2 separate regions of the Mus musculus genome follow, and region 1 is linked to region 2. The links are chromatin loops, found by intact Hi-C in ENCODE. Cell type or tissue: heart. All regions are shown on one strand. Each heading gives the region's core, and the rest is flanking DNA. Links, peaks and the distances in the headings are about the cores only.

Region 1 (6,071 bases), core at 507-5,506, 1.2 Mb before region 2:
GTGAGCCACCTTGTAGGTTCTGGGAATAAAACCCAGGTCCTCTGGAAGAACAGCAGTGCTCTTAACTGTTGAGCTCTCTCCAGTCTGGAAGAAGTTTTGAAATTTATTTTTGATGCACTTGGAAAACATACCTACTATCATTGTTTGTAGAAAAGAAAAACGGAGAGAAATTAGCTAGGCAGGTTGGGTCAGTCTTGAATTATCTGTTATTGTGTTCTGCCTCTTATTTGTTCTGTTATTGCTACTGGATTTGTAGCCAATTAAAGGGTGTGAGAGAAATTACTGGAGAAAAAAAAACCAAGGTAAAATTTGTTGTTATTTAGGAAATTGTTCCTTGTTGTTGTTTTGTTTTGTTCTGAGATAGGGTCTCATTGGCTGGCCTGGAACTCACTGTGTAGACCAGACTGGCCTGGAACTCACAGAGAACTGACTGCTGGGAAATAGTTCATGAGAGCCCATTATGGACAGACACAAGTGTAAATAGTAGTATTTACTGTAGAATACTCATGTGCAAGGCTGGCAGAGATCCCTGTCCCAGGGATTCTACGCACAAGCAACGTATAAACTATGTGATTAGCAACAAGCCCTGTGGAAAGGATGAAGAGAGGAACATTAGGGAGATAAGGAGTAGTGCTGCCTGTGCAGGACAGTCCTCACTGAGAAGAGAACTAAGCAGGGACTCCTAAGTGGAGACAGATAGCCAAGTAGAACCCTAGGAGGTGAGAGGGCCTCTGTGCTGCTGAAGACGGCTAGCAGTCATGGAGGTGGTAGAACATAAATGCTTTTGAAGTAATATTGACTTTGAATTATGGATAATCAAAACCTGGACTTCGGGTGCTGGAGAGAGCTGGGCAGGAGCACCTGCTGCTTTCCCAGAGGACCTAGAATATTCGCTTCCCTTTGGAGACTCACACCCATCTGTAGCTCCAGCGCCAGGAGATCCAGCGCCCTCTTCTGGCCTTTCCAGGGACCAGGCATACACAGTATACAGACAGATATGCGAGCAATATTTGGAGATACCCGTCCACATAAAAACAAGTAAATAAGTAAATAAATAAAAATTTAAGAAGCCACAGACTTTGAGTAACACAGTGGGCATTAAGGCTAGGGAAAAGAATTGTTCCAAATGATCTGTGGGAGTCCGCTTTGTGTGGGAGCTGAGGCATCACCAGCATGGCCTGCTTTCTCACCTTGATCTTAGACCTTTCCACCTGCTCTTTTCCTGGCCCGTCTTCCCGTCTCCTGCCTCATTTTTCTGGTCATTTTTTAGTTTTTGTTTCCTCCTTAAGATGGTAAACGCCATAGATTATAACTTCCTTCTGTTTCCACACCCATTGAAGGGACAGAGTGAGATTTTTGAAGTGAGGAAGTCTGATGGTGCGTTTGTGTGGCTCCCTCAAGGTGGCAGGTGTGAAGCCCTGCTTTATCTTGAGTGGGGTCCTCCAGACGCTTCATTGGCTCTGGATGCAGGGGAAATGTTTCTTTCATTGTTCTGATGTGAATCCCTCTACCCTACTGTAAAGCTTAGTATAGGGCTGAAGCCCTACACTAACTGGGGACTACCTACTTCACCTAGAGTTTGCTGGCTCCTTCCTTTCGGCAGCTCGCACTAAAATCACAGCAGCATTTCTTTAGCCCGTAACCAAGTTTATGTTTCTAGGTTCTTATGTTTATAAACCTTTGGTGAAGCAGTGGGTTGTAGTCCTTTTTTGCAGGTCTTTCCCAATACAGTCTGTTCTTACAGATGATATTCTGTGTCCTACTAGAGTCAATGTATCAAGGTATGATGGCACATGCTTGTAATCTCAGCACTCAGGAGGTAGAGGCAGGAGGATTGCTCTGAGTTTAAGGCCAACCTGAACTACATATCAAAACCATGTGGCAGAACACCAAAAGTTAATCAATAAAGTAAATGAAGGCCATGTGTAGTTAGATGGCTCCATTTTGTTCTGCTAGTCAGTTTGATTGTTAGGTATTTACAGTTGCTACAGTTAGACCTGTGCTGGGTGCACGCTAAGGACTGCACTACCTACCACGGTGCCTGAGCTGCTCTTGAAGGTGGCAGCCAGTGGACTGGGTGTTGTGCCGAGCATCCCATGCCGTGCTCTGCATAACCAAGGGAAGCGGAGAGCAGGAGTTACGATCTCTGAGCTGCACTGGAGTTTCTCCCACACAGTCTTCTGTAGTCGCAGAAGATAGCTGTGGGTCTGTGATAGGAAGACACAGTTTTCAGTGATATGCATATGAATATTTAGAATATGTTATCAGTAGGAAATTTTCCAGGTACAAACTTTCTAAAACATAAATTTATTATAGCTATTAAAAATGCAGGCTTTTAAAAAAAAAATGCAGGCTTTTGCAAACTACAGAAAACTCTACATACATATTCAGTTCTAATTGTGTCTGAGGTGGAAAATGTCTGAAGGTTGTTGGTGTTCCTTGGCATTTTGCTTAAGCTTTTACACCTTTATGTTCAGTGAGTGTCTGGTTTTTTTCTAAGTAGGTTTTCCTCTAGCTTTTCTTTTGCTGATCTGGAGAGAGAGACACACACAGACAGAGAGGCGGAACTGACTAAGGACCAGACGTCTAAGGCGCATTGTGTGCACTATACTGCTGAGCGGTTCCTCCAGATACTGTTTTGCTTTTGATAGGATAAAATTGATTTAAAAAGTAGTTTATCAGTATTTACATTCATGGTATCATTGTCAACATTTTATGCTGATAAAAACTAGGAAATAATGGTAAATGCTCCAGAGTCTTGTGTAAATACCATCAACATGAAAACGAAGTATATTATCAAGACTATTGAGTACAGACAGGAAAGTCAGTTTCTCGAAGTATGCTTTAATGTGTAGACGTACATTTAATACACAGAAAATGTATTTTTATCAGGTTGACTATTTTACAACATGGGAAAATGACGTCATGTATTTTTAAACAATTTCAACTATTGAAGGACCCATATTTCCTAGAAGTCTTAGGATATCCCTTTACAGATCAAACAAACTTAACATTTTTGTACAAGAAAAAACAAAACCAGTGTACTGTAACAGTGTGGGCTTATTTTGAATCTGAGGCGAGGTACTAATGCTGCAGTATTCAGCAAGTCCACAAGATGGGGCTGTCTCACTGGAAATTTTACTAGCATGACTGGCCATGAGCCCAGTGAAGTACTTTTTGCTTTCCCATTTCTATAGCAGGAACATGGGGGCTGGGGGAGTGACAGTGTAATGGAAGGTTGAATTTCTATTCATTTCATGTTTCATTCATTCATTCATTCATTCATTTGTGTGTGGGAGTGCCACGTGGAGACTAGGAGTTAACCTTGGATGTCATTTCTCAGACATTGTCTTCCTTGGTGGTTTTGAGAGCTGTCCTTTTTTGGTTAACTAGAAGATAAGGTTTCTCAGTAGCATGTAACTTACCAGAAGGCTCGGCCGGCCGGCCAGTGAGCTCCAAGGAGCTGCACGCGTTTGCCTTGCCAGTGCTGAGATTACAGGTATGTGCCAGCATTCACCGTGTGCATATGTATTCATGAGTAAGCAGTCTTCCCGTCATAGGGACCTTTATCATCAGGGAAAATCGAAACCGTAGTCATGTAAGTGCACACAATCATAGGACGTAGTATTTTCAGCTTTGTAGTTCCTTTGTCTTGCAGATTTTTTGCATGTATGTGTGTTTGCATCCACACAGAGTATCTGGGTAGAGGGGTGTTGTAAGTGATCTACTACTGATCTTCCAGCTCGCTCCTATTCGTTTTTTTGAAGAAAAAAAAAAAAAAACCTCATAGATAACAAGAAGAAAGAATTTTTTTGTCTGCTTACATATTTTGGCTTTAAAAATATTAAATGAACCAAATTTGGTGGACAACACTTTTAATCCCTGCACTGGGGAGGCAGAGGCAGATTTATCTCTGAGATGGAGGACAGCCTGGTCTACTGAGCTCCAAGGCAGCCAGGGTTGCATAGGGAGAACACCTCTCCCCCCCAAAAAACAATAAGTAAGTAAGTAAATAAATAAAATGGTAAACATTTGTCTTAGTTAGGGTTTTACTGCTGTGAACCAACACCATGACCAAGGCAACTCTTATAAGGACAACATTTAATTGGGGCTGGCCTACAGGTTCAGAGGTTCAGTCCATTATCATCAAAGTGGGAACATGACAGCACCCAGGTACGCATGGTGCAGGAGGAGCTGAGAGTTCTACGTCTTCATCTGAAGGCTGCTAGTGGAATACTGGCTTCCAGGCACCTAGGGTGAGAGTCTTAAGCCCACACCCACAGTGACACACCTACTCCAACAAGGCCATACCTTCTAATAGTGCCACTTCCTGCCCAAAGCTTATACAAACCATCACAACATTGCTGATGTAATTAAAGATTAAATCTTTACGATAACATGCAAAGGTTTTGCTTTAAGCTGTAACACTATAGACTAGCTTTGAATTCAGAGTTCCCATTTGCTGTACCTAACATCTCTTATCAGTTGGCAGGAACCTATGATATTGTCATAGTCAGTGCTACCTCAAAAACCTAGATCTTTTGTCTCATTTACTTTCATCTGAGCATTTTAAAATACAGATTCCTGATGCCAGAAATCAGGCTGAGATCTTTGGTGGTCGACACTGTGCTCAACTTTGGTCTCTCTCCCTCTTTTTTTTTTTTTTCTCCGAGACAGGGTTTCTCTGTATACTCCTGGCTGTCCTGGAACTCGCTATGTAGACCAGTCTGGCCTCGAACTCATAAATCCGCCTGCCTCTGCCTCCCAAGTGCTGGGATTAAAGGCATGCGCTACCACTGCCCGGCAACTTTGGTCTCTTATGAACTATTTTGCTTCTCATCTTTTTACTGAAAGCATCTTATTATCCTAGATTAAAATTATGTTTGGTCATCTCTGTTGCCATCAGAGTTAGGGTTACTCTGCTCACTCCCATGCACCTAGGCACTGTGCTATAATGCAGTGACATCCGTACTGTGAAACATTTGCCAAGTGAATCCTATGCAGAATCCCTAAATAAAATAGATCATAAAACTAATTTATTCAAATTAAATATTTAAAGCAAGTTAATTAGAAAACTGGGCTGTTTTGAAGAATTTATGAAAGTGAAAGTTATGTGTGGGGGTTTTGTCTTTTATTGTCTATTGTAATGCTAAGTGCTGCCCAAAGACCTGGAGTCTGCACTTAGCCTCTGGGACCTGCTCCCAAGTTAATTTTGATTGATGAATAAAGATGCCGACAGCCAATAGGTGGCCAGGAGAGAGGACTGGGATTGAGGTTTTGCAGACTTGGGTGGAGAGGATGAGTAGGAGGGCCAAGGAGAGCAACCATGGACTAAGGACCAAGACGACGTGGCCTAGAGGGCTGCCCAGTTGGGTTAAGCCAAGATGGGACATAGAAAATACTAAGTGATAACCTGGAGTTACTAATAGGAAAGAAGATTCTAACAGCAAGGAGCGTAGACAGCTGCCCAGCTACTGTGCTGCCTAAGGCATATATAAAATATAAAGGCTGTATGTGTGTTTCATCCAGGAACATAATTTTTAATATTTTTTACTACAGTTATGTATTAAGATTGGAGTCTCCAGCTTATTTAAGCATCTCTAGTTAGTTTTATTATATACCAAGAAAATTTGTCATTATAAATAGATGCTAATGTTGCAAGTTTTTAAACTTCCTTTTTGATGATGATATAGTGTTTAATTAATCTTATCTAGAAACTTCCAGGATTGATTGGGAATCTTTTTACTTAGAGAGTCACCAAGCTCGGTCCTGCTTCTCTAACATGATTCTGTCACTCGGGCACAAAACAGTTTATACTCTGATTGATACACTCATGCTTGGACACACAGGCTGTGGTAGGAGTGTGCTTTCTTGTGTAACCTTATGAACAAGAAATGGCTTATATTGTCCCAGGGTCTGAAACTGTTTACTGCTCTAAAGATGGTTAAAGAGACCCAGAAGGACAAAGCTGATAAACGAGGCAGACTAAAGTCTCATGCACTAGCCAACTTTATTCAGATCATCAGACAATTTATACTTGTCCAATCACAAGAGCAAGCTGCACGTGGCAA
Region 2 (6,071 bases), core at 733-5,732:
GGGGAAGAAACATTATATATTTTAATTGAATTTTATTCTTTGAGAATTTCATGTGGATGAAAGCTGCCACGGTGACCTGGCAGTGCCACAGGCATCTGACTCTTAACAGAATCACTTCTCCCACACATGCCCTTGGCAGGCACTAAGATCACATTCTTTCCTATGTAAAAGTGATTAGTCTCTAATCCTTCAGCAAACAGCCTTCGCACCATCTATAACATGAACCGAGGTGCCTCAGATGATGGGTCAGCCATTTTGCTTCTGACTATATGGCTGCAGCCATGCATCTCTGTGCATCTGAAGTAGAACCAAAATATATGCTTCTCTCTCTCTCTCTCTCTCTCTCTCTCTCTCTCTCTCTCTCTCTCTCTCTCTCTCTCTCTCTCTCTCTCTCTCTCTCTCTCTCTCCCCACATCAACCTCATTGAGTGAGAGTTGGAAGTTCAATCCTCCAGCATGGAAGTTAACACCTAGAGGAACACATGATTAACCTGAGGTCGCTTGTTAACACAAGTCTAGGTCAATTAGCTAAGCGTAATCTGTGGAATTCCCGGAGTTTGTGTGATTCAACAATATTGCCTCCACCTCCTACGAAACCAATTCTTCCCATTGGGAATGCCTCCACACCTAGCTCTTAAAATGCTGTATTAGTTCTTAGATAACTGAATTGTGATTATACTTTCTCCCCTCCAGTTCCTCCACAATCCACCTGCCTTCCTTGCCCACTCAACTTTGTATAGATATTTTTCCTTCCAATTTGTTCTGCAAATATACTTCAGTAGAGCGGCCTTCCAGGAGGGTGTGAGACCTAGCAGGGACCATGCCCTTAAAGAGAACTGACTCTCCTAGCAGATTTCTGCTGAGATAGCTCCTCAGCCATGTGTAGGACTTCATGCTCCTCTATTATTAACAAGCACCATCTTAACATAGAGCCAGCATCAAGTAGGCTTCAGTACACATATCCATTCTCTCTCTCTCTCTCTCTCTCTCCCTCTCTCTCTCTCTCTCTCTCAGCCCCCACATGAACCCCCGACTCATGGCAGGATTTGACTGGCTTAAACTAATACTGTTTTTGTGCTTGGTGTCTAGCCATCATGTCATCATATGTGCAATTTTCCTGCTGTGTCCAGAACCCATTTTTTCAGTGAACAAGTACTATAATTTCTCATCCCTTGACAAAAATGGTCTTTCTCTTTACATATACTGCATCCTTAGGAATTGTGGCATAGGTGTTAAATCTACTTGTATTAGTTACATTGCTGGGACAAAATTTTTTTAAAAAGACTACTTAGGAATGAAGGGTTTAGTTTGCCTTGCTATCCCACAAGGGAGGACATGACAGCAGAAACTTGAGGTAGCTAGTCACATTGGAGCCAGTCAGGAAGTAGGGAGACAGAAATACTGATGTTCTGCCCACTTTGTCCTTTTGAATTTGCTCTAGCACTCCAGCCTGTGGATTCAGGCTGTAGAAACTCGAGTTAGAAACTCCCTCCTAGACATGCCCAAAGGTTTGTCTCCATGGTAGGTCTAAATCTGGAGTTGACAAGATTAGCTATCAGTCTATTCTATCCACTAGTATTTGTGATCCTGACCCCAACACATAATTAGCCTTATCAGGGACTAGACACACACACACACACACACACACACACACACACACACACACACACACCTGACAGTGAAATGATCACATTGCTTCCCTCAGTCTCTGTTCTGGTTTCCTATTGCTGTGAGAAACACTCTGACCAAAAGCAACGTGAGGAAGCCAGGGTTTGTTTCATCTCACAACTCCAGACCGTAGTCCATTAGTGAGCCACGACCAGGAGGGAGCTTGGGACAGATCTGCCTGCAGTACCTCTAACCAAGGAACTCACTGCACAGCCAAGGAGGTACAGCTGAACTAGAGAGAATGCTGCTGGTTAGCTCGCACAGAAGCTAGCCTATACTCAGCTTTCCTATCAGTTTTAGGACCTCCTACTTGGAATGGTACTGCCCACAGCTGACTGGAACCTCCTATGTCCACTCACAGTAAGACAACCCCACAGACATGTCCACACACCAATCTGATTAAGGTCATTCTTTTATTGAAGCTTTTATTGTAGACTGTCTCAAGTTGACAATTAAAGCTAACCAGGATAACCTCTCCTAACTTATGTGTGTTTCTTTCTCTCTTTATGGTGTATATATAATTACTTAAGTTCTATGGTCATGTGTTCATCTGAGTGTGCTCTTTACTGGCGTATGCAACCTTTCTATTCACCTCAAACTCTGACTCTTTGTTTATATATTTCATGATGTGCCAACTTTCCATTGAACACACACACACACACACACACACACACACACACACACACACACACACACACACACACACCTGCCAAACCCAAGGACCATTTCAGAGTAAGGTAGGAGAGGTGACATATATAACTGTCACAGGGGTATGGCCAGACACGTGGGTCATGCTTCAAAGTCCAGCAGTACATAGGAGACAAGCAGACCTCCAAGAATTCACTAGACAGCCAGCTTAGCCTGCTTAGAGAGCTCTAGGCCAGGGAGAGTTCCTATCAATAAAGGGGGAGGGAACAGCAGCTCTTGGGACATAAGCCTGAACCTTACCTCTGGCATCTGCTTGCATGGGTACACACCTGAACCTGTATACACACACACACACACACACACACACACACACACACTCATGTTTCAGTGCTGTAAATAGAGACCTGGGAGGAGCCTTAGATACTGTTGCTATGGATGCCAAGAGCCAATCTATAGGTGACTGAGCTTTGCAAGCTACGGGGCACAAGGCAAAAAATAGCTTTTCCTCTTGGCCACATTGCCCACACCTGGACTCAGCTGGATCTCTGGGAGATGTAGCCCTAACGGGAGCTTCTCGCTAATGTGAGCCTCAGGAGAACTGAGGCAGGGGTTCTGGGCAAGAGCTCACCAATAGCAAAGTCCCCTTGTGCTCCCCTGAGGTCAGTAGCCAGGGAGACAAGAGGGCATTTGCTCTCATGTTGGTCACATCATCCTGAGTGGGAACCTCCCGGCCTGGTGGGAAGGGACAGAATCGTGCTGCCGTAGGGGAGGGGTCATTAGCAGCTATGGGTTGCCGGGATGGTTACCTTTTCCAAAAGGCCTGAAGTGGAATGGGGGTTGGGGTCTGGCGAAGCTGGGGTTCAGTGTGTAAGGACTTGCTGGTAATTTACAGTCTTTCAGGAGCCTTGCATTCTTCTCAGAATTTTTTCTGCCAAGTTTTTGTTTCATATTGGGCCTTTTCTCTTTTTGGGTAAAAATATCTCATGGCTGGCCCAGGCCCTGGAAACCACAGGGTTTCCTACAGCAACAGTGCCACCTGCTGTTGAGAACAAAGCTGGTGATTTCTCCAAGGAAATTCTCTATGGGGTCCAGGAGGAGTTCAGGTTTCCTGTGTTGGTAAGGGGAAATGGATTCATTCAGCAGGGAATAAATACTGCTGTGCTGAACAAGCAAAGCCAAACGGAGGGAGGTCAGGGGTAGGCAGAAGAGGGGACTCATGGGAAGTGTTTTCAGGATTGAAAAGAAAAGTGCTCTAAGGAGTCCTGTGACCCAAAGGAGCCAGCCTTAGATTTGATCTTCCAAAAAAAGTTAAACAGAGGCAATCCTTCCTAGTGAGAGCCAGGAGAAGTAGGGGCTGGTGAACCCCAGCTGTGTGTCCACCCTTGGAAGCCAACAGCAAGCTGTTTAAGAGAGTGCTGCTCCTTAGAGAAGGCACCCCCACAGTCACCAATTCCCAGGTAGGGACTTCTGAGCCCTGCTTGTCTATCTGTCATACGGGGAGAGTGAGCTTCTACCCTCTTTCCTTCTGTATTCATGGAGGTTTCAGGCCACCATTGGACTTCCATTGCCATAGTCCCCTGATTTCCTTAAAACACTATGAACCATAACATCCATAGGCATTCAGCTTCGATGACTATGTTCAGTTTGCTTTCTGCTTGGGGGAAGAATTCTATCATTCTTTTACTTCACCTTAATTTTTAATGAAGGCAGGATTTGAAAATTATGATCTAGGGAGCCTTCCCCTTAAGGTTTTTAAAATAGGAGGACCAGTAAGATGCCCCCCTGTCCAGGTGGTTATGGAAACACCTTCAAAATGATCATTTCTGCATTTCAGCTTTCTCTTTTGTTGCCAGCTTGACAAGATCTGGACTCTTCTTTGGGACAAGCATCCAGGCATACATACCTGTGAGGAATTACTTAGCCTTTTGACATACTTGGGGGTGACTGGGTTAGTAAGGGTGGCAGGAGTCACACTTAAGGTCTTAAGACTGTATAAAAGGAGAAGGGTGAGCTGAATGCAGGCATTCATTGCTCCTTGCTTCCAGGCTAGATATATCCAGTTGCCTTAAGCACACACTACATTGACTTCTCTGACATGCTGGAATATACTTTTGAACATCAAGTCGAAATAAACCTCTGCCCACTTGAGTTTCTCTTGTCAGAGTATTTTATCACAGAAACATCATAAGAAATGAAGCCCAGCTTTTATTTAGAACCTGGTCCATTCAGTACGTGCCACTAATCTCTAACGATGCACGTTTTAGGGCAGAAATGATCTGGAGTCTATGGGTGCTAACAGCCATCACTGTGTGTATATATACTAAGAATTCAGAGTAGAATTAAAGTATTAGCTATGTTTTGTTGCTATGAGAGAGAGAAAAAGCATGACCCAAGACAGTTTACAGGGAGTTTATAATTATGGGGAGTCATGGCAGCAGGAAGAGGAAACTGAGAGATCCCATGTCAATCATACACACACAGGAAGTAGTGAGAACAAACTAGAAGTGACGTGAGACTATGGGTAGTCAGGGTTGTATCCAAATGGCATGCTTCTTCCAGCAAGACCACACCTCTCCAAGGTTCCAGAAACTTCCCAAACCGCACTGCCAATTAAAGACGAAGTGTTCAGCCACAGGAGCCAATGGGGGTCACTTTCTCATTCCAACAACCAGCCCAAGAATGCTGAGTACATCTCAGTTAAAGTTTTTATTGCTCTGAAGAGATACCATGACCATGGCAACTTCTATAAAAATAAAGCATTTAAATAAGGCTGGCTTACAAATTCAGAGGTTATCCCATTATTATCACAACTGGAAGCATGGTGCTGGAGAAGGAGCTGGTGGTTCTCCATCTGAATCTGCAGGCAGCAGGGAGAGAGAGGGAGCCACTGGGCCTGGATTGAGCTTCTGAAAGCCCACCACCCTGAGCAGAGTGACACACTTCCTCCAATCAGGCCATGCCTACTTCAACAAGGCTACATGTATGTCCTAATCCTTCCGAATAGTGTCACTCCCTACGAACCTAGGAAGGGCATTTTCATTCAAACTACCACAGATACTTCATTCATATAATTCTCTCCCACCCCCAAGAAAAACATCCTACAAGGGAGACTAATTTCCAAGTTGGAAATACATCCCCATTTATTTATGAAGGGATGTCGGAGATGTAAATGAACCCCATAAGCAGTTTGCAGTGCTGGGCAAACATCCATCTGCAGGAGCCAGTCACCCATGGAAGCCGACCTTTCTGCTGCAACATCCAACTCTCCTCATTTTCTGTTAGCTGCCACAGCTTTGCCATGCTGCTTCCGGCTACCATGAAACCCAAGGCTGACCACTCACCAAGAGGCAGCAACTGCAAAGAGCTAAAGAAGGACTGCTCCCAAATGAAAAAGAATGATGGGTTTTCTTCCTTAGGTCTGCTCTTCCTCCACTGTCAGAGTCCCACCAGCTCACGGTTGGAATCTGGAATGTTCCCACAGGCTGGTGGTACTGCTCCACTTTGAAGCCTGTGGATACCGAAGCAGTGGGAGCCTGGATGGTGAAAGGAGGTCACTGAGGGCTGGGCTAGAGTGTGGGGTTACACACCCTGGTTCCAGCCTGTGCTCTCTGGCCCCTCTGCCATGAGGACGCACTGCCTCACACGCCTGTCAATAGGGCACTTTGCTTGCCAACGCTGTGCTTTCAGAGTTAGGCTGAAATCCCTCTGAAACTATGAGTTGAAGTGACCCCTTTCCCCCCCTCCCCCGTTGTTTCT

Evidence for each region. A loop is a pair of places that touch in the nucleus more often than their neighbours do. Peaks named below come from ENCODE experiments on the same cell type or tissue, not always from the same donor. Only the 100,000 strongest peaks of a DNase experiment are listed, where the experiment ranks them.
Region 1: a loop joins it to region 2, with 4 times the contacts of the local background. A loop is called at or near these places in 8 of 42 quality-filtered maps.

The regions. Positions count from the first base shown.
Region 1 is chr12:25,024,414-25,030,484 of GRCm38, forward strand. The region is part of intron 22 of Kidins220 (kinase D-interacting substrate 220); the gene reads left to right. Among named protein-coding and RNA genes, the nearest start is that of Gm36236, 52 kb to the left of the region's middle. In heart, for the core only: CTCF peaks have their summits at 968 (motif pointing left) and 3,110 (motif pointing right); no DNase peak of the experiment used is centred there; H3K27ac peaks cover 408 bases.
Region 2 is chr12:26,274,120-26,280,190 of GRCm38, forward strand. No RefSeq gene overlaps it. Among named protein-coding and RNA genes, the nearest start is that of Gm29968, 25 kb to the left of the region's middle. In heart, for the core only: a CTCF peak has its summit at 3,356 (motif pointing left); no DNase peak of the experiment used is centred there; H3K27ac peaks cover 254 bases.